Regions from separate parts of the Homo sapiens genome. Here region 1 is linked to region 2. The links are chromatin loops, found by intact Hi-C in ENCODE. Cell type or tissue: B cell. All regions are shown on one strand. Links, peaks and the distances in the headings refer to the core of each region. The heading gives the core; the rest is flanking DNA. Region 1 holds the start of MAP4K2 (mitogen-activated protein kinase kinase kinase kinase 2). Region 2 holds the start of SYVN1 (synoviolin 1).

What was found. A loop is a pair of places that touch in the nucleus more often than their neighbours do. Peaks named below come from ENCODE experiments on the same cell type or tissue, not always from the same donor. Only the 100,000 strongest peaks of a DNase experiment are listed, where the experiment ranks them.
Region 1: a loop joins it to region 2, with 5 times the contacts of the local background. A loop is called at or near these places in 4 of 110 quality-filtered maps.

Annotation. Positions count from the first base shown.
Region 1 is chr11:64,797,314-64,808,144 of GRCh38, forward strand. It overlaps MAP4K2 (mitogen-activated protein kinase kinase kinase kinase 2), which reads right to left and starts at 5,901. Exons shown (of 32, transcript NM_004579.5): 1 at 5,741-5,901; 2 at 5,572-5,629; 3 at 5,250-5,340; 4 at 5,106-5,170; 5 at 4,753-4,808; 6 at 4,397-4,444; 7 at 4,266-4,308; 8 at 3,798-3,870; 9 at 3,587-3,718; 10 at 3,451-3,513; 11 at 2,998-3,079; 12 at 2,796-2,903; 13 at 2,292-2,370; 14 at 2,108-2,166; 4 more. The coding sequence starts at 5,836. MEN1 (menin 1) reads right to left here. Exons shown (of 10, transcript NM_001370259.2): 3 at 10,578-10,786; 4 at 10,239-10,367; 5 at 9,866-9,906; 6 at 9,698-9,785; 7 at 8,919-9,055; 8 at 8,322-8,457; 9 at 7,721-7,885; 10 at 6,203-7,503. The coding sequence ends at 7,021. RefSeq lists silencers at 611-811, 2,464-2,758, 5,531-5,710, 5,861-6,040 and enhancers at 3,831-3,880, 3,971-4,020. In B cell, for the core only: no CTCF peak of the experiment used is centred there; DNase peaks (open chromatin) are centred at 4,298, 4,488, 5,398, 5,948 and 4 weaker places; H3K4me3 peaks cover 3,111 bases; H3K27ac peaks cover 3,835 bases.
Region 2 is chr11:65,129,857-65,141,110 of GRCh38, forward strand. It overlaps SYVN1 (synoviolin 1), which reads right to left and starts at 4,663. Exons shown (of 16, transcript NM_172230.3): 1 at 4,600-4,663; 2 at 3,614-3,762; 3 at 3,304-3,396; 4 at 3,066-3,218; 5 at 2,876-2,924; 6 at 2,392-2,495; 7 at 1,614-1,740; 8 at 1,418-1,517; 9 at 1,276-1,341; 10 at 1,064-1,180; 11 at 804-967; 12 at 395-523; 13 at 146-319; 14 at 1-59. The coding sequence starts at 3,745. MIR6751 (microRNA 6751) reads right to left here and starts at 122; the gene lies at 60-122. RefSeq lists enhancers at 2,494-2,543, 4,044-4,113, 4,402-5,305, 4,664-5,173 and silencers at 3,266-3,442, 5,159-5,342. In B cell, for the core only: no CTCF peak of the experiment used is centred there; DNase peaks (open chromatin) are centred at 2,725, 3,545, 4,825, 5,205 and 4 weaker places; H3K4me3 peaks cover 4,469 bases; H3K27ac peaks cover 7,067 bases.

The sequences.
Region 1 (10,831 bases), core at 2,832-10,831, 330 kb before region 2:
TGGGGAGTGGCCCTAGGAACGGGGCCCGCTTGATGGTTCCCATGGTATCGTCTGGGGAGTCCAGCTCCTGGTAGGAGGGGCAGGGCCCAGCCCGGCCGTTACCAGGTTGCCCTGTAACCACATCCCACTCCAATCGTACCCTCTGCAGTGGCCTGGATCCCAGCTCCAGCCTCCCTCTGTGTGGCACCTGGAATTCTGAGGCTGACCGAATAGTCAGACTCCTGTGGGAGGGAGATGAGGCGTGAGGCATGAGGTGTGACTGGCACCAAGGCCACCTGCCCCTTGCCCCTCCCCCAGGCCCACATCCCTCACCTTTCCTCCAGGGCCTCCTGGACCGACTGCAGCAGGCTCCTGGGCAGTGGGGAAAAGGGGTCAGAGGTCAACCTTTCCTTTTTTTTTTTTTTTTTTTTGAGACGGAGTCTCGCTCTGTCACCCAGGCCGGAGTGCAGTGGCGCAATCGCGGCTCACTGCAAGCTCCGCCCCCCAAGTTCACGCCATTCTCCTGCCTCAGCCTCCCAAGTAGCTGGGACTACAGGCGCCCGCCACCGCACCCGGCTAATTTTTTGTATTTTTAGTACAGAGGGGGTTTCACCGTGTTAGCCAGGATGGTTTCGATCTCCTGCCCTTGTGATCCGCCCACCTCGGCCTCCCAAAGTGCTCAGATTACAGGCATGAGCCACACCCGGGCTTTTTTTTTTTTTTTTAAGACAGAGTTTCATTCTTGTCACCCAGGCTGGCGTGCAATGGCAAGATATCGGCTCACTGCAACCTCTGCCTCCCAGATTCTCCTACCTCAGCCACCCTAGTAGCTGGGATTACAGGCGTGGGCCACCATGCCCAGCTAACTTTTGTTTGTTTATTTATTTATCTGAGATGGAGTCTCGCTCTGTTGCCCAGGCTGGAGTGCAGTGGTGCAGTCTCAGCTCACCGCAACCTCCGCCTCCCGGGTTCAAGCGATTCTCCTGTCTTAGCCTCCTGAGTAGCTGGGATTACAGGCGCCTGCCACCACACCGGCTAATTTTTTCTATTTTTACTAGAGACGGGCTTTCACCATGTTGGCCAGGCTGGTCTCAAACTCCTGACCTTGGGATCCGCCCACCTCGGCCTCCCAAAGTGCTGGGATTACAGGCGTAAGCCACCACAGCCAGCCTAATTTTTGTATTTTAAGTAGAGATGGGGTTTCACCATGTTGGCAAAGCTGGTTTCGAACTCCTGACCTCAGGTGATCCACCCACCTTAGCCTCCCAAAGTGCTGGGATTACAGGCATGAGCCACCCGCCCAGCCTAATTTTTGTATTTTAAGTAGAGGTGGAGTTTCACCATGTTGGCAAAGCTGGTCTTGAACTCCTGACCTCAGGTGATCCACCCACCTCAGCCTCCTAAAGTGCTGGGATTACAGGCATGAGCCACCACGCCCGGTCAGAGGTCAGCCTTTCTGCCGCCCCTGCCACCCCCTGCAGCTTCCCCATACCTCACTTACCCACTCAACTCTTCCTTTCCCAGTAGTGTCCACTCTTCCTCCCACTGGGGGAAACCAAGGTAGAGACCGGGGAAGAAGCAGAGACAGATGCAACGTGAGAGGGCGCTCAAGAGATTCAGGAAAGGAAAGACAGACAGACAGACAGACGGGAAAGGTGAGATGGAAACACACAGAAGATGAGAGAGACAGACAGTGGGAGGCAGAGCTGAAGACTGTGAAAGAAAGGGCAACAGACAGCGAGGGAGGAAGAGACAGGCTGGGGGGTGAGGAGAGACCAGTGACAGAGCCGATGAGGGCAGAGACAGAAAGTCAGACCACTGGGGACACACAGGTGGGAAAACGAGGCTGAGCAGGGTAGGGTGAGGGCTCAGGCACATGACGGCCTCCTTTTGGGAAAGGCATGGTCTCTGTGCTACCTTCCAGACACCCACCTAAAAGAACTTGGCCCAGGAAGGAGCCCCTAACCCTCCAGGTCCCTGGGTAGGACAGGCTTGCTTGGACAGTCTAAGGCCCAAGGCCCGAGGCCACCCAGCTTCAAATCTCCCTTGATTTGAGCTGCTCGGCCTCCATCCGACCTCCCTGCCCCACCTCTGGGCACCACCTTCCCCTCAAGGCCTGCCCACTCACCGGCTCATTCAGTGGGTCAGTTTCCTTCCTGCGTGGGGCGCCAAATTTCACCTGGTGAACTGGGGGGCCCAGAGTACAAGAGTGAAGGAGCTGGAGTCTCAGGATGGACCTCTACTCACACCAAATCCATGTGCACACAGGCCCCCCAAAATCTGCACACACACAGCCCCTGCTGCAGACTCACACTGGATCTCCGAGGGGGTCCTCTCGGCTGGGCCGTGCTGCCCCCGGGAGTGAATGGTGTCTGGAAACATGTCATAGGTCTAAGGAAAAACAGAAACAGTGTGGACACACCTGGCACGCGCCTCATGCCGGGGCTGCTCTAGGAGCTTCACACGCACCAGTGCGTTTTGCTTTCATGACAGCCCTCTGGGACTACTGTAAAATAAAATGGAACCCCACTTCACAGATGAGAGAACCCACACAGAGCAGTGCCAAAGATCACACAGAAAGCAAGAAAATGGCACAGTCGTGGTCATGGTCAGCTTGGACTCAAGGGCAGGGACCTATCAAGGGGGTGGTACAGGAAACAAAAGTCAGCATGACAGAGACTCCTAATGGGAGGGCTCAGCTGAGGCCAGCTCCCTGAGCTGGAATGGTGCCAGTTAAAGGACCTCCACCAACATCACCCTCGGGCTCTTTCTAAGCAGACCAGCCCAAGACTCACTTTCCAGCCCCCCTCACCTACCTCCAGCTCACAGTCCTCAGGGGAGGGGGTCCCCAGATGAGGGTCACTGGCTTTGTCCAGCAGCTGTGTGAGGAGGGCCCGAGGGAGCTGCTGAGTCGTGAACGGGTGCTGGAAAGTGGGGGAGGGGGGTGATCAGGTTGGCCCCTGATCCAGGGCCCTGCTTTTGAGTACTGGGCCTCTCTCCCGGCCCCCTGCCTCCCACCTGCAGGAGCTTCTCTGCTGTCGGCCTCTTCTTAGGATTCTTGGTCAGGGCCAGTTTGAGAAAGTGGTGGAAATTCTGGGTCCTAGAAGGCACAAGAGCCCCCCAGCGCCAGATCCAGGTTAGCCCTCGTGCAGGGTGTCCTGCCAGCTGCCCTACCACCCCTCCAGAGGCGTCTGCTGGGCCCACCCAGGAAGGAGCCAGCCGAGGCCAAGGGCCACTGGCCGAGCAACGCTGCCTTGCGACACAGCGGCTCCTCCACCAACCCTCTGCCCTTCTTTCCTGACCACGCTGGGTCTTCAACCCACAGAAGGACCAGGCCCCTGACTCAGATGGTCTGTAGTAGCCCAGAAAGGACAGGGCTCTTGGGGTTGCCCCCCGGGAGTTGGCAGAGGCTGTTTGTCCACTATGGGGCTGACAGAAAAGGGGGTCCCGGCAGCAGGGTGTGGCCCTTACCAGCGAGTCTTATCTCTCAGTTTGGGCGGCTGGAAGCTGCTCTTCGACATGAGCATCAGGGCCCTGTGGAGGGCGCGAGGTCAGGGGCCACAGGCCGCAGATCAAGGGTCAGGTGAGGGGCAAGTGTTGGGCTGACCTCATGGGGTGCAGGTGGAACAGAGGGGGCTGCAGCTCGCCCAGCTCAATGGCAGTGATGCCCAGGGCCCAGACGTCACATAGCTCATTGTAGCCACCTTTGCGCTCCACAGCAGCCACCTCGGGAGCCATCCTAGAGGTGGGGTCACAGATGGGATGGCCGGGTGCCCTGCTCTGTGGCCCCTACCCCTCCGCCCCAGGCGCAGCCTCACCAGTAGGGAGTCCCAATGAAAGACCTCCTCTTGGCCACAGACGCTGTCAGCTCGCCTGACACCCCAAAGTCAGCTGTGGGGAGAAACAGCCACTCTCACCAGCCCTCTGGCTGCCACTCACCCTCCCACGCCCAGGGCTCTGGCTCGGCTGCACCTGGCAGGGCTCAGACGGGCAGGTGGCCCCGCTTGGTCACAGCTGCCGCAGGCCCTAGGCAAGGCCAGGTCCCTCTCCTGAGAGGGGTCAACCACCCTCTATCCCTGACGGAGTGCCTGGTCCCATGTCAACTCCGTGCAGACCCAACCTCCTCTATTTTCCAGCAGGGAGGGAGTACCGTTCCATCTTCTAAGCAGGGAAACTGAGACTCAAGTGGCAAAGTGACTTGCCCAGTGACACCCAACCCTTGAGTCCAGGGTAGCCGGGGAGGGTCCACAGAGCCCTCACCCTGATGGTGTCCCCAGGGTACTGACCCAGTTTGACATCTCCCTGGAGAGTGAGGAGAAGGTTGGCTCCCTGTGGGAATGGAGGAGAGACAATCCCATCTGGTGCCCCCGAGGGCCTCCTCCTCCCTCCCCAGGAGTGCCCCCAGCTAGGTGCCTACCTTGATGTCTCTGTGGATCTTCCCCTGAGAATGCAGGTGGTGGAGCCCCTGGCGACAAAGAGGAGTCCCTGAGAGCAGCCACCCAGCACTGTCCCACCTCCCCAAACCCCCTCTCAGGACTGGGGCCCCCCACTCAGGCTGCTTCTTCCTCCCCTCTCCCCAAACAGGAAGTGACTGAGCCAAGAGGGAAATGGACTGCTTCCGGCAACAGGGCTGGGGCCCCTTTTCCCCAGGACCTACAGCCCCTCGGGCCAGCCCCACCCGAGGCACTCCACCCGCCTCCCTGCTGGTCATCTGGGCTCCTGGCCCACAGCTTCTGGAGACCAGAGGTGTGGGCACCTCACAGGCCCAGCTACCTTCAGTGCCTCTCGGCAGACGTAGGCAATCTGCCGCTCCTCCAGGGGCCCAGTGGCTGAAAGGAAAAGGGAGAGGCTGGCTTGGGGGCCCGGGGGTCATGCCCACCCTCCCAGGCTACCGTGTGTGGGAAAAGCAGCAGGCACTGTTAAATGAAAGCGGTGTTGGCCACGTCCCCTCCCAGTTTAGTCTAGGATACTGAACCCAGAGATGGACAGTATTTCTCTCAAGGTCACACAGCCAGGCAGGAGTGGAGAGGAGCCCAAGTCCAGGGCCCAGAGTCCCCTCTGGTACCCCAGTGGGGTAGGGGTGGGGGAAGGCTGGGGCCTGCTGGGGCCTGGAGCCCTGGCCTCACCATGGTAAATCTCCTGCAGGGAGCCCCCTCCGCAGAACTCCATGCAGATCCACAAGCGGTCATTCCTAGGGACAAAGAGCTGGGGTGGGCACAAAGCAGGTCACATGGGGGCTGCCTGGGGCCAGGAGGATAAGGCAGCCTCACCTGAGGTAGCTGCCAATGTAGGCCACCACATTGGGGTGGCGGCACTCACGCAGGATGGTGATTTCCTGCTGGAGGGAGCTGATGTCGTCCCCTGGGAAGCACAAAGCATCATGGGGAAGGCGCGCTGGGGTTGCCCTGACTCAGTGCCCCCATCTGCAAAATGGGCACAGAGTGCCTCCCTCCGGGCCAGGCAGGTGCAGGTGACAGCACCTCCCGGGGCACGCCTCTCAGGGGTCTCGGAAACGTCAACCCTCCGCCCGCACCCCGCGCCCGCGGGCGCTCTGCCCTTCCTCTGGCGCAGAGGCCCGACCCGGGCCCTCACCTGGGTCTAGCTTGACTATCTTCACGGCGGCCAGTTCGGACGTGACCGTGTCGCGGGCCTGCAGGGGCGGAGGGTGAAGCGGGATGGGGGGCGGGGCCGGGGGCTAGATCCTGCCGCGGGGTGCGGGGCTGGCACCCTCCTCCCGGCTCTCCCGCCCGTCCCGTCGCACCTTGTAGACGTCGCCATAGGTCCCGGCCCCCACGCGCTGCAGCAGCTCGAAGCGGTCCCGCGGGTCCTGCAGCGACACATCCCGCAGCAGCGCCATGGCCCGGCGCCGGGCGGGCCGGCAGGCGGGCGGGCGCGAGCTGCGGAGCCGGCGCGGGGCGGCGCGGGGCGGGGCGGGCGCCCGTGGCTCTGAGGCCGCGGGGGCGGGGCTGAGGCCCGGGGGCGGGGCCGCGCCGGGGATGCCCCACCGCCAGTCCGGGAGGAGGCGCCCGCGGGACGGGCCCTCGGCGGCGCGGGGAAGCCCCAAGGCCGGGGCGGAGCCTACGTCCTTCCGCCGCCACTGTCGCTCGCGCTCCACAGGTAGGGAGCGCAAAGTCCCGGGAGCCAGAAGACAGAGGGAAGAGGGGGCGCTCCACTCCCCGCCCCATCCCCAATTTCCCAGATAAACATGGACTTGCGCTTTATATTTTTTTTAACAAAATGTATTCATCTTTCTTGGAACTGAAAAATAAATCTATGTACAAAACAGGAAGAGATCAGGCTCTTGTCACCCACTCCTAACCCTCTGCAGATTTCCTCCGGGATGCTCCGAGATGGGCTGGACCTCTGGGAGGTTCCCAGAGGGTCGGAAGGGAGGTCCTGCTCTGATCCGGGGCCAGTTTCGTCAGGAAGAGGGCGGGGCTCAGGATGCTCATAGGCTGGGGGCGGAGTTTTGTGTCCCAGACTCGGGATACGAAGGAGAGGAAACTAGGATTTCCAAATTCTGGAGCAGGACTGAAGTTATTTGGGGCAGGGAGCTTGGATTCGCAAGATATGGAATTCTGAAGTGCGGAAATATACTCCTAGGGGCTGAGTGGTCCTAGGCTCCCGGGCTGGAGGTGGGACCTGTGCTCCTTGGGTTAAGGGTGAAACCTCAGCTCCTACAAGCTGGGAGGAGCCCTGAGTAACGTTGGTCTGGCTCTAGGTGAGCGGTTCCGAGGAGGAGCTTGGGTTTCTAGGGGCTGGGCCTTTAAAGACTGGTAATTAGGACCCAGCGTGAGGTTTCCATTGGCCGGCTGGGATTCTGGGAGAAGAGACCTATATTCTAACGACTGGGGCAGAGCCCTGGGTTCTGAGCTGGAGAAAATCGTGGGTTTGATACAGACTGTACTCGGGACCGGGAACCTAGGGTTTGGGTAGAGGTGAGGCCTGTCCCCTTTGGGCTGGGGGCAGAACATGGGCTCAGAGTTGGGGGACTAAGGGCGGAGCCTGGGTCCCCACAAGCGGTCCGAAGTCCCCAGTAGTTCAGAGGCCTTTGCGCTGCCGCTTGAGGAAAGACAGAGTGTAGTCACTAGGGGTGGACACTTTCTGCTTCTTCATCTGCACTTGCGACTGTGCCGTGAGTTGCAGCTTGATGGCGCTCGAGTTGATCTTGGTGGCCACCAGCAGCTCCTTCATGCCCTTCATCTTCTCACTCTGGAAAGTGAGCACTGGACCCTCCGGCGGTGGTGATGCTGTGGGTGCTGGCACCTGAGCCGTGCTGCCACCTTCAGGGCCTCGGGCTGTGCCAGCGACAGTCCCAGGAGGCTTCCGGGGGGGTCCTGACACTGCACCCTGGCCGGTGCCCAGGCCCTTGTCCAGTGCTGGCTTCTTGGGCGGCGGGGGCTCCTCTGGCTTGGACTCCCGCCGTGGGCCCCGCCGCCGGCCTTCCCGGGCTTCCTCGCCCCACGGCTCCTCGGCCTCGGCCGCCTCGGCCTCTCGGCTCACTATGCGCACCTTCTGCCGCACCTGGGCCAGTGGGGAGAGCAAGGTGAGAGCAAGGTTGCCGGCCAGTGGCTGGAACTCCAGGACCCTGCTCTGGCCATCCCATCCCACCCAGGGGGTCTCAGTCCCATCGGCACCCAAGGGGATGGGCAGATGCTGCCCCTGGGCCAGAAAAGTCTGACAAGCCCGTGGCTGCTGTCACCACCTGTAGTGCCCAGACCTCTGTGCAGCTGTCCCTCACCTGTCCCTCAAAACGGCCTAGGGACTGCACAAGAAAGGTGGCCCAGCCCACATGCAGCACAGGCGTGGGACTGCCCTCCTCCCATTTGCAGATGCCGTCGTAGAATCGCAGCAGGTGGGCGAAGCACTCAGGGTCCTGGAGGGCGGAACCTTGGCTCTGGGTGCCCTGGACGAGGGGGAAGGGAGGGCACAGATCAGTCTCTTACTCACCCCTTAGCAGAGGGCACAGGCCAGGCCCCCCACCTAGGCAAAGACCCCTGGCTCCAGAAAAGGTAAGCATAGGTTGGGAACATTCTTAGAACCTCTTTCCTTTTATAAAGCCAATCCATAGCCAGGACGTACCATCCCTACCTCCACCCCTCAGCTGAGGGAGGGAGTCTGGCCATGAAACTGAAGGCACAGGGTAGAAACCTCTAAAATACCTTCAGTCCCGTCCAACGTGGGCCCAGGACCTCAGTTATAGCAAAAGGGAACATAGCTGTCTGCTCAGGGCCACCTTCCTCCTGCCATCCCTAATCCCGTACATGCAGCCCCCATGGCCTGTGGAAGGGAGCCCTGTCCAGGTGGGAGGCTGGACACAGGCTGGAGCTCCAGCCTTTCACCTGGCTTTGCTCCCCCGGCCGCTCCTCGCCCGCCTCCAGCAAGCTGGCTGCCTCCTTCAGCAGGTTGGGGATGACATCATTGGCTACTTCAAAGAACTCCTTGTAGATCTCCTCGTCTTCCCGGCAGTAGTTGTAGCTGTGAGAGCAGTGGGGTCTCTGTAGGGTCTGAAGGGGTCTCACCATCGGGGGTAGCCCCAGGGACCTGGCGGGGGATGGAGCCCCCAGGGGCTGGGGGAGTAGGTGGGGTCCTCACTGCAAAATGATGCTGTCTGGGTCAGCCCAGAGGAAGAAAGCAAGAATGAGGAGGGGGGCATGGGGCCGAGGGTGGAAGTCCCACTGCTGGATGATGGTGGTTAAACATTGGAGATTTGAGACTGTTCTGAGAAAAAAAAAATTAGGAGGAGAGGGGAGGGAGGGAAAGATGTGACACCTTAATCAGGGTCCCTACCTCCTGGGTAATGGTGGCCTTGCTGCCTAGGGACTGGATGGAAAGGGGATGGGGCGTGGGAGCCAGGCCTCAGTCCTGGACGAGGGTGGTTGGAAACTGATGGAGGGGAAGAAAGGACAGGCTGCAGGCCCTAGTAGGGGGATCCTCACTCCTGGATGACAGTGGCCGTGTCCGCCCAGGCCTGCAGGGCTTCCCGCACATTGCGGTTGCGACAGTGGTAGCCAGCCAGGTACATGTAGGGGTAGATGTGTTCATCCCGATAGTAGGTCTTGGCTGAGGCAATGCCCTGGATGGAGGTGAGGCAGAGGATCCTCAGGGAGGCAGCCCCAGCTGCCCTGCTGGCACAAATGCCCCACCAGGGCACACCCAGAAGGGGCCACAGGAAGATCCCAGGGAGTCCTCTCCATCTCCACTCCCACCTCCACTCGCTGCCAGCCCTTCTACCTGGTCTCCTCCCTGGGTCTACAGGACTGCTGGCTGAGGCCTGGGGCAGACTGCAGGGGTGGGGCCTGCCCTCCGAGCTCAGGGCCCTTCTCTTTCTCAGACACTCTTCTACACATCACCAAAGACTTTCAAGCCCAGCCCAATGGCCCTCCTCCCCACCTACACCCACCAAGTGAACACCCCCTCTTCATCAGTGCTCCTGCCACATTTGACCTCTGTTATACTCCAGGAAGGACAGTAAGCAGTGGCAGAAAAGGCAGGGCTGAGGGGACAAATGCAGCCCCTGCCACTCCCAGGCTGGGGAACCCTGGACACCCCTCAGACAGCCCTGACTGAACTGATTCTGCACACAGTTGACACAAAGTGAGACTGGATGGGCGATACCCCCCAACACACAAAGTTCTCTTCTCATCTGCCCAGATGAGGGCCCCTGCCTCAGCCACTGTTAGGGTCTCCCTTCTGCACCCTCCTTAGATGCCCCCACCTTGTGGTAGAGGGTGAGTGGGTCTGGCCGGCCAGGGGTGGGCTCCAGCTCCTCTAGATCTGCCAGGTTCCCTAAGGCCATGGGGTACCTAGGAAAGGATCATAATTCAGGCTGCCACCCAGCCCCCCGGCCTCACCAGGCGCAGCCTGGCCACTTCCCTCTACTGACCTTTCCAGATGTCCCAGGTCATAGAGCAGCCAGAGCAGCTTCTAGGAGCCGAAGGAGAGAGTTATGAGCCACGGAACAGGGAGGAGAACGGGTCCTTAGCCTATCGGGCAGAGGTGGGGGTCAGAACCAACAGGGACCACCCACCATGTGGAAGGGCCAAAATTCTGGGACCAGCCCTTTAATGGAGTCAAAGCAATTTCACATCTCAATTCTACTCTCCCAAGAGCCCTGGGAAAGGCCAGGCCAGGAATTACTAACCCATTTTTCCAGGAGGGGAAGCTGAAGCTCAGGAAGGGAAAGTGCCCCTGCCCAGGGTCCCACAGCAAGTCAAGTCTGGCCTAGCCCAGTCCTGCCCCATTGGCTCAGCCCTCACCTGCTGCAGCTGCAGAAGCTCCAGCGAGTCGGTGTGCAGGTCAATGGAAGGGTTGATGGCACACACCATGAACGCCACCTCCATCTTGCGGTCACAGCGCATGTATGATCCTTTCAGGTACAGCCAGCTCTTAGGGGGGGATGAGATCATTATGTCTCATGATGGCCCACCCTGTGCCTGCTTCAGGGAATGACAGCCAGGAAAAGGGGCTCTTCTGTCTTCCCTTCCTATGTGGGTGGTGATGGGAAGAAAGGGGTGTGGCCCAAGAAAATGGAGTCCCTTGGGTGGCTTGGGCTACTACAGTATGAAGGGGACAAGGCTGGGGGGAGGGAACAATACCCGCTCAGCCACACCGGCATTGACTGTCTGGCCCCTGCGGTCCTCGTTGCCCTTGCCGTGCCAGGTGACCTCAGCTGTCTGCTCCCCATTGGGCCCAAACACTACCCAGGCATGATCCTCAGACAGGGCGAGGTGGACATCCCGGAGACCCAGGGCCTGGCAGGCCCCAACCACAGCAAAGGCCACACCGGAGCTGTCCAATTTGGTGCCTGTGGAAGGGGGAGGTAATGAAAGAGGGTCCTCTGTGCTTTAAC
Region 2 (11,254 bases), core at 1-8,000:
TAGCTCCTCTGGGGTCAGCCCAGCAAAGCCCGCAGGGGGCACAGGCATTGGGGGGAAGGCTGGAGAGAGAGAGGCTCAGTCTGGGCTGCTGGGGCCAGACACCAACCTCACCCCCAAGAAGAACCCAGAGAGTGGCCCAGCTTACCAAAGGGTGGAGGCAGGGGCATACCCATCCAGGGAGGAGGGAAGGGGAAACCAGGGGCAGGGCCAGCCTCTGGGGCAGAGCCAGAGCCTGGGCCAGATGCTGTGGCAGAAGCAGCAGTAGCACTGGTGCCAGCAGCTGTGGTTGTAGCTGCTCCACTGGGCCGAGAAAGGGCTGCTGAAGAGCAGGAACGAAGTCAGTGAGTGTTCCATCCCTGCCGCCCCCTGGCTGTCACAGTACCCAAAGGCTCACCTGCACTGGTGGATGGAGGAGCCACAGCCTCTCCTGAGCTGGGGGGAGGCGGGACAGGTGGAAAGGGGCCCATGGGGGGCCACAGTGGGAACATGCCTGGAGGAAAAGGAGGCAGGAGGCCCTGGGGGACTGCAGAGAGAAGACGGAGGTAAGGAAAGGGCCAAATGGACACAGACCCAACTCCCAGGCAGGGGGCCTGGCTATTGAGAGCTCTGTCCTATTCCCACAGGCCCTCAGCCCAGCACTGGTCACACTGACTGCAAGCATCTATTTCTCATCTTTTAATCCCTCCCTGGCCCAGACTGAGATTCTGGAGGGCAGGGACTCTCCAATTTCCCAGCATCTTCCACATCCAGCCCAGGGCAAGTATCCAGTGGTATGCCGGGTGGCCAGACAAGGGGATACTCACAGTTGGGGGGCTGAGGCAAGAGTGGTGGGGGGTGGGGGGCAGGGGGTGGCCCCTGATCCGCAGGCTCCGGGGGTGGTGGTGACTGCGCTGGCAGCGATGCACGAAGGACATCCATACGGCAGGTGGGGCAGGTCTGCTGCCGCTGGAACCAGGAGCGCAGGCAGCTGCGGGTCAAGGCCAGGCAGAGGTCAGCAGGTCCCTAGGGGCCTGCCTTCTGGGGCCTGTGCCCTGCTGTGCAGGCTCCCCAGGGCCCCTCCCACCTGGTATGGAAAATGTGGTTGCAGGGCAGTCTCTTGGCACCAGTCACCATCTCTTCTCGGCAGATGATGCAGACATTGTCCATTGCCTGGAGCTCCTCTGGGGTGGCATCTGGATACCTGGTTAGGATGACAGGGGCTGTATCAGGTCCAGAGCTGGAAGCAGAGGGACCCAGGACCGAGCTTGGGACAGCAGCCATGACAAGCCTACTTACAGGGTGTTCATGTTGCGGATGGCTCGGCGAGACATGATGGCATCTGTCACAGCTTTCTTGAACTGTCTGAAAGGACAGTCAGTGAAAGCAGGAGAAGGGACGGGATCAGGTCAGGAGGATCGGGGGACAGGGCCGGGCTCACCTCATGGCCAGGTACATGGGCCGGATGGCAAAGAGTGGGAAGGTGTGCACCTTGATCATGATGGTCATGAAGGCCATGTACAGCAGAACCTTGATGAAGCCTGAGGGGAGGGGATGCAGAAAGCAGCAGGTCACAGGGCCAGGAGGCAGAGTGGAGGATGCTGGTCCAGATCAGGAGAGGCCCAGGCCCCTCTCACCTGTAAACAGCTCTGTGTAGAGCATGTACACAGCCTTGTTGTCCCAGGGGTTCTCACTCTGGAGGTCCACGGAGTGCAGCACATACTTGATGAAGATGGTGAGCACCATCGTCATCAGGATGGCATACTGAAGGGAGAGGGGGACGAGGGGGATGTAAACACATAGCTCCCCCTTGCTGCACCCACATTGCTCCCCAAGGCCTCTGCACAGCAGGTGCAGTGGTACAATCACAGGCTCTAGACACACCCAGGGTCCTCCTAGCCCCTCCACTTACTAGCTGTGACTTTTGGCAACTCAGTGAACCTCAGTTTACTTATCTATAAAATGACATAATTAACTGTTCCTTTATAACAGTATTGTCTTGCTGAATAAGAGATGCAGGTCAGGAGCTCAGCATAGGGCCTGGTGTGAAATTCGCACTCAACAAATATGAGCTGTTGTCACTGAACACATTCTCTCTCTGCCAGGGACACGCCTCCAGTTGTCCATGGAACTAATCCTCTCCTGTCCATTACCAGCTAGCTCCGGCACGAGCCTCCAGGAACCCTCTCCTGAGCCCCAGGTTGGGGCTCCTCCTCTGTCCTAGCCTCTTTGTGCGTCTCCCCAGTCACCTAGGAGTGAGCGTGTGGAGGGCAGGAGCCATATCTGATCACTGCCCCTTGGTGGCCAGCACAGGTTGGCCACATAGCAGGTGCTGAGGAAGGGTCTGTTGGGTTATTCAAGGCACATGTGGGGTCACCTCGGGCTTGTCCTCTCAACCTCCCAAGCCAGTTTTACCTCAAAGCCAAACACCAGCTGCACAGAGGCCCCACGGGTCAGGATGCTGTGATAGGCGTGGCTGACGAAGAGGAAGTCCAGGATGCCCAGGAGGAACATAAGAGCTGTGGGGACCCCCACACATGCAGGGTGGGGGGGTCAGCCCAGGGCCCAACAGCTGTTTAATGCTCTAGGACAGCCCCACCCTCAAGCCCACCATGGCCCCAGCGATCTAGTCAGGTGGGCACACTCCACTGAACCTGGCCCTCTGGGAACTTCCTGGGGGAGGGGGAGTTGTTGGGGCTGCCCAGGCTGCAGGTGAGAAGGCAAAGGGCTGAGGGCCCAGGCAGTTGAGAAGCCCTAGAGTGGAACAGCACAGAGACTATGCAAATTAACTTCCTAAATTATCTTTCCTGTACAGCTGTGGGGGGTAGCCTGTGCTCTGGAGTACAGGTCCACGGTTCACGTTCCAGTCCTCCCTTCCCCTCCCCTGAATCTCACTCACAGACAATGCGGCAGTGAAAGAGCCAGGAGATGTTGGGGCTGCGTTCCATCTGAGGCAGAGCACAGAAGAGGCCTGTCAGGAGGCCTGGGGCTCACCCCACACCCTCAACCTAGCCCTCCCTGCTCCTTAAGCCTGCCCGCTGGCTACTCCCTGGCTTCCACCTGCTCCAGAACTCCCTGCCTTGACTCACAAAGTCCACACGGTCCTCAGCCAGCCAGTGGAAACATTTGAGGAAGAGAAGAAGAGTGAAGAGTGCAACAAAGCGGGGGCTGAAGTCATCCCGAAAAACGGTGAAGGCCAGACAAGTCTCTGTGACGGCGTACCAGGAACGTTCCAGAAGGTGCTGGGGGCCAGGCAGGGAATAATGTGGATACCAAACATTCTTTCCCAGCACCCTGCCCTCACCTTTGGGGCAGCCGACATCTTACCTCCATCTCTGCTGCCCTCAGTTGCCCAAAGAACACCTTGCCCATCACCTTGCCCAGAAGGAAGACAAGGACAAAGGCCTGGATGTACAGGACCTAGGAGTGGGGAGAGGCTGTGGTTTGAGGTCACTTTCTGCTTTCCTCTCCTTGGGACTCATCATGCAGGATCCTCCACATCCTCATCACAGTTTATTCAAAGTTAGGCAGCTGGCGGCTACTTCCCTACTTACCTGACCTCTAGCCCCGCCCCTTGCCCAGGCAGACTCCTCCTTCCCTCCCAGGGAGTTCCTCCCTCCCTGAGCCCTGAACTCACTGCCATGCTGGGGCTGGACTTGGTCAGGTACACCACAGTGGGGTAGAACTGGTGTTTGAGGTAGTAGGCGTGAGCCACCACAGCCCCGGTCAGCGCCAGGCTGGCCGCCATCATCACTGCCGTGCGGAACATTGCCCTGGCCCGGAGACCTGCATGGGGCAAGAAAATAACTTATGTGATGCTCGTGCTGTGCAAAATAGCCCGGTGCCTGGCACAGCCTCAATTCATAGGAGAAAGTGGGGGGGAAATCACATTTCGCCCTCGAAATCATCAGACAAAGAATAGCTTACGCTACCCCATTTTACAAATTAGACTCGAAGGGGTTAAGTGATCACACTGACGCAAGGCCTGGAACCTGGGTCAGTCTTGCTTCAAATCTAGGGCTCTTTCCACGCTGCCTGCCAAGCCGCCTCCTCTAGGGAGGTGATGAGGAAAAGCTGCAATGTTGGAGGAGGGGGAGCTGCACCGCTGACCCTCCGGTGGAGAAGATGGGGTGGGAGGCAACAGCAGAAATCTGCTCCAGGGGCGGGAATGCGCAGCCAGGGCTGAGAGCAGCCAAGGCACAGAGGATAGCAGGCTGGGCAGGCGACAGCGCCGGTGACAGCTGTGTTAGGGTGGGCAGTTCGGACGCCCGCCCTGCGGGAGCGGGCGGGGAACGTCAGCCTGGAATCCTGGGGTCCCCCGACCCCCGGAGTAGTGTCAACTCAGAGCACCACAAAAACAGCGGGACGGGAGAGAGCAGCAGCGGGACGGGAGGAGCCGGGTCGCCCTCGCGGCCGCGCACCTGTGAGCACCAGGAGTTGCGGGCGTCGCAGGCAGGGCCCAGGCTTGAGCAAAGCGGCCGCACCGGCGTCTGAGGTCTCCGGCCAGCTGACAGGCCGAAAGCGTGCGGCGGGGCTGAGGGGCGTGCCGACTCCGGAGACCTCAAGGGGAAGGTTCGGGTCCCGACCCCAACCACAACTCGGGCCAGACTTCGCCCCACTCACCAGGAACCCAGCGCCGCGAGCCCGCTCAATCCGCGCGACTGCGGCTGCCCCTCCGGTTAACAACACTCCCCACCCCCTGCGAACCGGAACTTCGGGGGTCAGACACCTCACTTCCGGCGGCGCGGGGCGCGGCGTGGGTCGTACCAAGTGCGTCCTGCCCTGGCTCGCACTGCGCCCTACGTGGGCCCATAGCAATGGTGTCACCACCGTATCTGGGGTGATGTCTACGGGGAAGGGCTGGGCAAGAGGTCCGAGAGGTGGTCGGAAGGTAATAAGGCAACAGGGGGGAGTCGGAGGTCCCCCTATTATTTATTAGTCACAGATGGTATGGCTCCTGCGCTGAGTGGCCTCCTCGGACTGGGGGACTCGGCCCCGCGAGCAGCTGGGAAGGGGAGCCGCTTGCGGGCTGTACCACCTGGAGCGGGGAGTAGGCCAGGGACAGACTATACAAGCCTGAGGGGAATGAAATGTTTTCTTAAACATTTAGGGAGAGTCACAACAGTTTGACAAATACGGTGCTCTCTGAGAGAACTGGATGCGGAAAACAAAAATTTGTCTTCTCCATGATCACCCCCACAAGTTGTGTGGGAGTGAGTTGGGTCCCGTGGCTGCCACTGATTGGTTGCGATAAGTTACGCGGCCCAATAAGAAAAAGAATGTACCTTTGCTGGCCTATAGAAAGGGGAAAGCAGGTGAGTGGTTGTTAGGGGCGGACAGCTGCGTTGCCTAGGCCCTGGTCCCGCTCCAGTTGGCTGAGAGTAGGGAAAGCTCAGTCCTTGGGCGAGTGATCCCTGGCTGGCCTCCGGGAACGTTTGCCGCGCCAGGACAGGGAGGGACAACCAGGTGTACCCGAGACTGGGAGATTAATTCCTGCTAATCTTGGGACGGAAGTGTTCTGTTTGTTCAAAGGAATTGACTTCAGCGTCGCAGGCCTGCCCGCATCTCAGTGTCTGATTTTGCTGCCCATGTGTTGTTCAGCTCTGAGCCATAAGCAAGACCCCCACTGGTCCTGGGCTGCACTGTATTTTAGTTCGTGTCTGGGTCGCAGCCAACTAAGCCTGCTGATTAACAAAATGGAGCTAATGCATCCACTTTGTGCCTTGCGTTTTCCTCCGTCATCTCATTTAATCATCAATCACTAAGGTTTATGAGCTAGGGGGTGCTACCCCCTCCCCCGAAACGTGGGGCAATTGAAATTCAAAGGCTTACCAAAACCTGTCCTAGGATTGGCGCCAGGTCTGTCTGCCTCTAAATCTCTGTGCTGTTGGTCTCAGCCATCTTCCCTGCCACCTGTTGACTTGACAGTTTCAGCTTATAACCAGTCAGAGTTGGCTTCCCCGTAAGGCCACGTATAACTTTTTTTCCCCCTTTTCTTTTTATTTATTTATTTATTAATTTTTGCGACAGGGTCTTGCTCTGTCGCCCAGGCTGGAGTGCATTGGCGCCATCAGGGCTCATTGCAGCCTCGACCTCCCGGGCTCAAGCGATCCTCCCACCTCAGCCCCACAAGGTGTTGGGATTACAGGCGTGAGCCACAACACCTTGCCTATCTGTAACTTTCTAGTGACTGCATCCAATGGTTGGCTTTCAGCCCTTGCTTGACTCAACCTCTCTCCCCTTCTTGAAAGTCTCCTCCCTAAGCTTCTGTGATCCACATGCCTCTGCTCCTCTTTTCTCTCTGGCTATGCATGTGTCCTCTTCTCTTTACCTGATGTCCTTCTCTTTACTTTTCCTGCATGATTTCCTCTGCTCCAGTCCAGCCCCTGACCCAGGTGCTGATGATTTCCTTGTGTGGTCTCCAGCCGGGATCTATCCTGCTTTTAAAACAGTTCAGTGTCCCTAGACACTGTCTGCACCCCAGCTCCGGAAACGGGCATCATGCTCACTATCTGCCCCCACATCCAAACTGGTAATTAAGTCATTTATTCAGTTAGTCTACAAATATGGATCAAGTGTCTCCTGTTCTAGGGACTTAGGATGTCAGTGAACAAAATAAAGATCTCTACCTTTGTGGAGCTTATCCTAGTAGATGTGACAGCAAACCACAGACATAAGTGAAAAATCTAATACGCTGGAAGATGATCAGTGCTATAGGAAAAAAGTAGAACAGAATAAAGGGGATCAGGATGTGGTGGGGTACTTGAAGCTGGTTGCAGTATCAGCGAGGATAATCGGGTAAGCTTCCTTGAGAAGGTGACATTTGAGCAAAGACTTAAAGGAAGTGAGGTTATGAGCCAAGTGGATGTCTGGGTAAAGAGTTACAGCTCAATAAAGGTGGAGCAGTGCTGCTTTGTTGAAGGAGATGAGTGTGGCTATAGTGGAACTAGTGAAGGGTGCGTAGGAAAGAGGCCAGGGCAAGATCGCATTGGCCATCACAGGGACCTTGGCTTTTCCTCTGAGTGACGTGAGAAGTCATTGGAGGGTGCTGAGCAGAGGTGTGACATGCTCTGACTTAGGTGTAATAAAGTCACTCCAGGCTGGGTGTGGTGGCTGACCCTGTAATCCCAGCACTTTGGGATGCCAAGGCGGTTGGATCACGAGGTGAGGAGATCGAGACCATCGTGGCTAACACGGTGAAACCCCGTCTCTGATAAAAAAACACAAAAATTGGCCGAGCTTGGTGGCGGGCGTCTGTAGTCCCAGCTACTCCGGAGGCTGATGCAGGAGAATGGCGTGAACCTGGGAGGCGGAGCTTGCAGTGAGCTGAGATCGTGCCACTGCACTCCAGCCTGGGCAACAGAGCGAGACTCAGTCTCAAAAAAAACTAAAAAAAAAAAAAAAAAAGTCACTCCAGCTCCTGTGTTGGAATAATCTGTAGTGGGGAGGAAGGCAAGTGTGGGAGCAGGGAAACCAGTTAGGAGGCTCTTGCGGTGCAATAGGCAAGAGAGGACATCCTGTGGGTTCTACCTCCTGAGTGTCTCTAGAATTCATTCTTTCCTTGCCATTTTCACTGCCAGTGTCCTAGTCCAGACCATCATCATCTCATGCCTGGGAAAATGCAACAGTCCCCTTTCCTGTGCTTTCCTCCTCATCCGTTTTCCATAGAACGGCCAGAGAGATCTCCTGACACCTGAGCTCACGTCTTGCCTTCCCTCCCACACTCTGCCCTTCAGGCATAATGCCCAGTTGTGGGGTCTCAGGTGTACCATCCCTACCATGCCCCAGGCAGGCCCATCACCTTTTGCATATGTCTTTCCTTCTCCCAGGAACGTCTTTCTCCTCAAATATCACAAAAAGCATTGCCTACTTCCTCAGGCTGGGGTGGAGTGCATGCCATCATGGCAGGCTAATTAAAAAGAATTTTTTTTGTAGCTACAAGGTCTTGCTATCAGGCCCAGGCTGCTTTTGAACTCCTGGGCTCAAGCGATCCTCCTGACTTGGCCTCCCAAAGTATTGGGATTACAGGCATGAGCCACCATGCCTCGACAAAAAGCAGTTGTACTTCTAAGTACTAACAATAAGCAATCAGAAATTGAAAATTTCAAAATACTATTTACATAGCTTCAAAAAATCAAATGTTTGGCCAGTCACGGTGGCTCACGCCTGTAATCCCAGCACTTTGGGAGGCTGAGGCGGGCAGATCACTTGAGGTCAGGAGTTTGAGACCAGCCTGGCCAACACGGTGAAACCCCTTCTCTACTAAAAATACAAAACTAGCCAGGCGTGGCCGGGCGTGGTGGCTCATGCCTATAATCCCAGCACTTTGGGAGGCTGAGGCGGGCGGATCATGAGGTCAAGAGATCGAGACCATCCTTGCTAACACGGTGAAACCCCGTCTCTACTAAAAATACCAAAAAAATTAGCCGGGCATGGTGGCAGGCGCCTGTAGTCCCAGCTACTTGGGAGGCTGAGGCAGGAGAATGGCGTGAATCCAGGAGGCAGAGCTGGCAGTGAGCCGAGACCGCACCACTATACTCCAGCCTCAGTGACAGAGCAAGACTCCATCTCAAAAAACAAAACAAAACAAAACAAAACAAAACAAAACACAAAACTAGCCGGGCGTGGTGGCATGCGCCTGTAATCCCAGCTACTCAGGAGGCTGAGGCAGGAGAATCACTTGAAACCAGAAGACAGAGGTTGCAGCGAGCTGAGATTGCGCCACTGCACTCCAGCCTGGGTGAAAGAATGAAACTCCATCTCAAAAAAAAAAGCAAATGTTTAATAATAAAATATAATCAAAGATGTGCAAGACCTGTACACTGAAAAGTATAAAACATTGCTGAAAGTAAAGATCCAATAAATGGAGAGATATACTATATCCATGGATCAGAGCACTCCATACTCCTATGATGTCAATTTCCCCCAAATTGATTTATAGGGTTAATGCCATTCCAATCAAAATCTCAGTAGGCATTTTTAAAAAATTGATGCTGATTCTAAAATATGTGAAAATTCAAAAGACCTATAATATCCAAGACAACCTTGCAAAGTATAAACAAAGTTGGAGAACTTATACTACCTGATTTTAAGACTTATTATAGGCTGGGCGTAGTGGCTCATGCCTATAATCCCAGCATTTTGGGAGGCTGATGTGGGCGGATCACCTGAGGTCAAGAGTTTGAGACCAGCCTGGCCAACATGGTAAAACCCTGTCTCTACTAAAAATACAAAAATTCGCTGGGCGTGTTGGTGCGCGCCTGTAATGCCAGCTACGCACCTCTAATCCTAGCTACGCGGGAGGGTGAGGCAGAAGAATCACTTGAACCCTGGGGGCAGAGGTTGCAGTGAGCCAAGATCCCACCATTGCACTCTAGCCTGGGTGATAAAATGAGACTCTGTCTCAAAAAAAAAAAATAAAAAAGACTACTATAAAGCTACAGTGATTAAGACAGTGTGGTTTTTGGTGTAAAGATACACATGTAGGTTAGTGAAACAGAATGCAGTCCGGAAATAGAATAACATTTATATTCATTTTCTTTTTTTTTTTTGAGACGGAATCTCGCTCTGTCGCCTAGGCTGGAGTGCAGTGGAACCATCTCCGCTCACTGCAAGCTCCGCCTCCCGAGTTCTCGCCATTCTCCTGCCTCAGCCTCCCGAGTAGCTGGGACTACAGGCGCCCACCACCACGCCTGGCAAATTTTTTGTATTTTTAGTAGAGACGGGGTTTCACCGTATTAGCCAGGATGGTCTCAATCTCCTGACCTCATGATCTGCCTGCCTCGGCCTCCCAAAGTGCTGGAATTACAGGCGTGAGCTACCGCGCCCCGCAATATATTGATTTTCAATATAGGTAACAAGGCAATTCAATGGTGAAAGATGATTTTTCTTTCTTTTTTTTTTTTTTTTTGAGACAGAGTCTTGCTCTGTCACCCAGGCTGGAGTGCAGTGGTGTGATTTTGGCTCACTGAAACCTCCACCTCCTGGGGTTCAAGCATTTCTCCTGCCTCAGCCTCCCAAGTAGCTGGGATTACAGGCGCGTGTCACCACACCCGGCTAATTTTTGTATTTTTAGTAGAAACGGGGTTTCACCATGTTTGTCAGGCTGATCTCGAACTCCTGACCTCAGGTGATTCGCCTGCCTCAGTCTCCCAAATTGCTGGGATTACAGGCATGAGCCACCATGCCCGGCCGAAAGATGATTTTTCAACAAAAGTGCTGAAATAATTGGATATCCATATGAAAACAAAAAACCTCATTCCCTACCTTGCATCGTATACAACACTTAACTTGAAATGAACCGTAGGTCTAAATGTAAAACATAAAACTGTAATATCTCTAGAAGAAAACAAAAAAATCTTAGTAATGTTGGGTTAGGCAAAAATGTCTTAAATAGGATACAAATAGCATAAACTATCAAAGAAACAAATTGATAAATTGGATTTAATCCTAACTAAACACTTTATCTGTTCAAATGACAGTTAAAGGGAGAAAAATTGGGAGAAAATATTTGCCAAGCGTATATCTGACAAAGGACTCATATTGAGAATACATATTATAACTTACTAATAAAAAAATGAAAAGCTAATACAAAATGGGCCAACATTTTGAGCAGACATTTAATCAAAGGTATTCAGATGAGAATAATCCCATAAAATGTGCTCAACACCATCATTATTAGATAAATTCATTGAAAGCAATGCCATACTATTAGTACTAGAATAGTTAAATTAAAAAGATGTCATACAAAGTGGTGGTAATGATGTGGAACACCTAGAATTATCTTAGATTGCAGGTGGGAATACAAAACGGTATAGCCATATTGAAAAAAGGTTCGGTAATTTCTTATAAAGTTAAGTATACATTTACCATATGACCCAGCAATTCCGTTCTTAAGTTACCCAAGATAAATGCAAATATATGTTCATAGAACTAGTGACAGAGAGCATCTCAAGTAGTTGCCAGGGACAGAGGCTAGGGGAGAGGACAGATTGCTCTATGGCACAAGCAAACTTTTTGGATAGTGGAAACATTCTCTATATCATGGTAGTGGTGGTAATTACCTGACTTATACATGTTTGTTAAAGCACACCAAATTGTGTAAGTGACTAATCTTATTGTATGTTAAAACTGGCAAATCTTATTGTATTAACATACAATTATATCTCAGTTAAGTTGACATAAAAGTTGTTGAAAGCAAACTTACATTTTGACCTGGATTTTCCCCTTTCAGGAATCTATCTTGTTGAAGAGCTTGTACATGACCCCAAAGATTTTA